Regions from separate parts of the Homo sapiens genome. Here region 2 is linked to region 1. A link is an interaction called in ENCODE POLR2A ChIA-PET data of the cell type or tissue named here. Cell type or tissue: Panc1. All regions are shown on one strand.

Evidence for each region. ChIA-PET counts read pairs that join two places held together with the same protein. Peaks named below come from ENCODE experiments on the same cell type or tissue, not always from the same donor. Only the 100,000 strongest peaks of a DNase experiment are listed, where the experiment ranks them.
Region 2: POLR2A ChIA-PET joins it to region 1 with 11 read pairs; 8 of 35 experiments call an interaction of 5 or more read pairs at or near these places.

Annotation. Positions count from the first base shown.
Region 1 is chr12:122,241,510-122,244,009 of GRCh38, forward strand. VPS33A (VPS33A core subunit of CORVET and HOPS complexes) reads right to left here. Exons shown (of 13, transcript NM_022916.6): 8 at 873-999. Among named protein-coding and RNA genes, the nearest start is that of DIABLO, 17 kb to the left of the region's middle. In Panc1, no CTCF peak of the experiment used is centred here; no DNase peak of the experiment used is centred here.
Region 2 is chr12:122,495,587-122,498,086 of GRCh38, forward strand. The region is part of intron 2 of ZCCHC8 (zinc finger CCHC-type containing 8); the gene reads right to left. Among named protein-coding and RNA genes, the nearest start is that of ZCCHC8, 4.1 kb to the right of the region's middle. In Panc1, no CTCF peak of the experiment used is centred here; no DNase peak of the experiment used is centred here; H3K4me3 peaks cover 41 bases; H3K27ac peaks cover 138 bases.

The DNA.
Region 1 (2,500 bases):
GGCCAGGCTGGTCTCGAATGCCTGACCTCAGGCGATCCACCTGCCTCGGCCTCCCAAAGTGGTGGGATTACAGACATGAGCCACCTCGCCCAGTCTTTTTTTTTTTTAATGGAGTCTCGCTCAACCAGGCTGGAGTGCAGTGGCGTGATTTCAGCTCACTGTAACCTTTGCCTCCAGGGTTCATGTGATTCTCATGCCTCAACCTCCTGAGTAGCTGTAACTACAGGCATGTGCCACCATGCCCAGCTAATTTTTGTATTTTTAGTAGAGACAGGGTTTCGCCATGTTGCCCAGGCTGGTCTTCAATTCCTGGACTCAAGTGATCTGCCTGCCTCAGCCTCCCGAAGTGCTGGGGTTACAGATGTGAGCCATCATGCCTGGCCAACAAATGGAACATTCTTTTTGTTTTGTTTTTCGAGATGGAGTCTCACTCTGTCACCCAGGCTGGAGTGCAGTGGCGTGATGTCGGCTCACTGCAACCTCCGCCTTCCAGGTTCAAGCAATTCTCCTGCCTCAGCCTCCCAGGTAGCTGGGACTACAGATGCATACCACTGTGCCTGGCTAATTTTTGTATTTGTAGTAGACATGGGGTTTCATCATGTTGGCCAGGCTGGTCTCAAACTCCTGACCTCAAGTGATCTGCCCGTCTTGGCCTCCCGAAGTGCTGGGATTACAGGCATGAGCCACCATGCCCCGCCTGGAATATCCTTAACTATTAACATATGTATACTTCATTAACACTGAGAAGAACACGTGGTATTAAGACAGAGCTGACTCTCCCGAAGAGGCATTGTGGTGTTGATGACCTAGGTGTCAAACGTTGTATGTGCAAGTAGCCCCAGACTGAAACAATCATTACAAAGGATACTCACTAGTGACATCTTTGATCAATTCTGCAATTGAGGTATGGTTTGCAAGCGAGCCCCTTGCTGCCTGCATGTGGGGCAACTGGGAAACAAACTGCTTGATCTCCCCCACGGTCTTAGCATTGTGTCTTTCCTGAAATAAACAAGAGAGCAGTGCCTCAAGCAGGGAAGATAGTTTATTTATTTTATTTTTTTGAGAAGGACTCTCGCTTTGTTGCCCAGGCTGGAGTGCAGTGGCGCAATCTCGGCTCACTGCAACCTCCGCCTCCCAGGTTCAAGTGATTCTCATGCCTCAGCCTCCCGAGTAGCTGGGATTACAGGTGCCCACCACCATGCCCAAACTAATTTTTGTATTTTTAGTAGAGACAGGGTTTCACCATATTGGTCAGGCTGGTCTCGAACTCCTGACCTCAGGTGATCCACCCACCTTGGCCTCCCAAAGTGTTAGGATTACAGGCGTGAGCCACCACGCCTGGCCGATATTTTAAGTGCTTTGTTTTTTGTATTGTTCAGAGGATGTTTCATTTATATTAATGAGAAAGGAAGAATGGAATACAAATAAATCATTACATTACATAAAAAAAGAGAAAAGAAAAGTATATATATGACTGAAATAATAGAGGTCATGGTGCCTGTCTCCTGAATTAGCACTTCTTTAAAGAAGCAAATGCCTCAGAGTCTGTCTTCCAATGTACCAGCTTAAACACTGTGTCAGTATTTTGTGGACATCTGAGTATTGGTGAAAGATAGTACTATATAAACCATACAAATTTCTGAGTAAAAAACTAAGACAAAAAATTATGTTTAGAGGGTACCATAAAGAGGAAAAGTTTCCTGTGTAACAGAAAAAAATCCATTTTTTCTGTTGACCCTCAGTCTTTTATTTGATGTTGAGACAGGGTCTCTGTCGCCCAGGCTGGAGTGCAGTGGTGTCATCACAGCTCACTGCAGCCTCCGCCTCCTAGGCTCCTACCTCAGCCTCCCAAGGAGCTGGGATTACAGGCACACGCCACTGCCCAGCTAGTTAAAAAAAAAAAAAGTTTTGTAGAGACAGTGTCTTGCTGTGTTGCCCAGGCTGGTCTAGGACTTCTGGGCTCAAGCGATCCTCCTGCCTCAGCCTCCGACAGTGCCGGGATGACAGGCGTGAGCCACTGTGCCTGGCCTGAACCTTAGTCTTGAGTATAGTCTATGAACAAAGCGAACATAGCTTGGTGATGATAATATTTTTTGGCAAAATTTAATAACTTAAACCAAAAGTAACTTCAGAAATATGAAAATCAATTAATGAACATAATTCCTGAGAAAGATAAAATCTGGAATTACATGGCCTAGTTCCAAGCCAGCCTGGGCAACGCAGGAAGTCCCCATCTCTACAGAAAAAAAAACAACAAAAAACTCTGCCAGGCATGATGGCATGTGCCTGTGGTCCCAGCTACTCGGGAGGCTGAGGTGGGAGGATTGCTTGAGCCTGGGAGGTAGCAGCTCAGTAAGCCATGATTGTACCACTACACCCATCCTGGGAGACAAAGCGAGACCCTGTCAAAAAAAAATCTAGAACTACATACTCAGTGAAAAATTCATTTTCAAAAACTTCCCATTTATGTTTCCAAAGTTGAAATATTCAGACTTTATGA
Region 2 (2,500 bases), 250 kb after region 1:
TGCCCGTAATGCCAGCACTTTGGGAAGCCGAGGCGGGTGGATCATGAGGTCAGGAGTTCAAGACCAGCCTGACCAACATGGTGAAACCCCGTCTCTACTAAAAATACAGAAATTAGCTGGGCATAGTGGTGTGCACCTGTAATCCCAGCTGCTCGGGAGGCTGAGGCAGGAGAATCACTTGAACCTGGGAGGCAGAGGTTGCAGTGAGCCAAGATCGCACCACTGCACTACAGCCTGGGCGATAGAGTGACACTCTGTCTCAAAAAAAAAAAAAAAAAAAAAAAAAAAAAAAAAAAAAAAAGGAGAAACAGACTAAGCCCAGTGTAATCCCAGGACTTTGGGAGGCTGAGGCAGGAGGATCACTTGAGCCTAGGAGTTTGAAACCAGCCTGGCAATTTGGCAAAACCCCATCTCTAAGCTAAATACAAAAGTTAGCCAGGTGTGGTGGCATGTTCCTGTGGTTCCAGCTACTCAGGAGGCTGAGATGGGAGGATCACTTGAGCCTGGGAGGTTGAGGCTGCAGTGAGCAGTAACTGCACGACTGCAGTCCAGCCTAGACGACAGAGTGAGAAATTGTCTCAAAAAATTTAAAAAAAAACAAAAACCAGGAGAAACTTCTGATTATAACAGTTTCAAAAATAAGGACTAAATCAAAAGGCTTGAGAGCACAAATTTTATCTAAATAATTTAATTTGTCCTTTTTCCTTGGTTTTCTGTACAACACTTTATCAGCCTGACAATATGGAGGGCACCAATTCTAAGAAAACACTGATTTATTTCTTTTTCATGATACTAATCCTTTGTGCTTATAAACTGGCAAAGCCTATATGATGCGGTAATCGTTTGAACTCGGATAAAAATCACCCAATTTAAGATAAATATTAAATGTTTAAATGAATGACTCCATTAGAAAGTGTAAACTTATCTAAATAAAACATCTTTAACATATAAAAATTATGACTTTTATGAGGAATCCTAGTTATATTTAATATATTGAATACCTAATCAAAATTTAGTTTATTTTATTAAGCCTCCCATGTAGCTGAGACCAGAGGAACATGCCACCACATCCAGCTAATTTTTAAAAATTTTTTGTAGAGACAGAGTCTCACCATGTTGTCCAGACTGGTCTCCCACTTCTGGTCTCAAGCAGTCCTCCCAAAGTGCTGAGATTACAGGTGTGAGCCATTGTGCCCAGCCAAAAATGAGTTTAGATACACAAAGTTAGCTCACATAGAGAAAAAAGGGTGAGATATGAGGAAGTTAATTTGAAATATTGGCCGGGTGCGGTGGCTCCTGCCTGTAATCCCAGCACTTTGGGAAGCCGAGGCGGGCAGATCATGATGTCAGGAGATCAAGACCATCCTGGCCAACACGGTGAAACCCCATCTCTACTAAAAATACAAATAAATTAGCCGGGCCTGGTGGCAGGCACCTGTAGTCCCAGCTACTCAGGAGGCTGAGGCAGGAGAAAGCAGAATCGCTTGAACCCAGGAGGTGGAGGCTGCAGTGAGCCGAGGTCATGCCACTGCACTCCAGCCTGGGCGACAGAGCGAGACTCCATCTCAAAAAAAAAAAATCTGAAATATTTCTAAATTCTAAAATTTAAACCTGTAGTCACCACTGCAGCCAGTTATTCCAACTGGTGCCAGGGACTAAAAAGTTCATGTGAGGCCAGGTGCAGTGGCTCATGCCTGTTAATTCCAGCACTTTGGGAGGTTGAGGTGGACAGATCACTCGAGGCCAGGAGTTCGAGACCAGCCTGGCCAACATGGTGAAGCCCCATCTCTACTAAATATATAAAAATTAGCCGAGTGTGGTAGTGGGCACCTGTAATCCCAGCTATTCGGGAGGCTGAGGCAGGAGAATTGCTTGAACCCGGGAGGTGAAGGTTGCAGTGAGCTGAGATAGTACCACTGCAGTCTAGCCTGGGAAACAGAGTAACACTCTGTCTCAAAAAAATTAAAAAATATAATAAAAAAGTGCATGTGAAATTACATCATGGCACCTCCAAATTCTGAAAGCTTGAAAATATAATTTCTCATAATCTGTACTTTAACAAATACTTTAGATTAGTGACCTGTTAAATAAATATATATTTTGAGATACCAGTAATATCTCTGTTAAAGTTAGGTGCCTAGGCTGGGCATGGTGGCTCATCCCTGTAATTCCAGCACTTTGGGAGGCCTAGGCAGAAGGATCACTTCAGGCCAGGAGTTTGAGACCAGCTTGAGTAACACAGCAAGACCCTGACTCTATCAGAAAAAAAAAAAGTAGCTGGGTGTGGTGGTGTCTGCCTGTAGTCCCAGCTATTTGGGAGGCTGAGGCGGGAGGATCAAGGTTTCAGTGAGCTATAATTGCAACACTGTACACCAGCCTGAGTGACAGAGTGAGATCTTGTCTCAAACAAAAACAAAAACATAAAATCAGATGCCTAAATGCAAATCTACACACTTTATCTTTTTCAAAAGCACATTACTTTTTCTTCTAAAATGCTGAT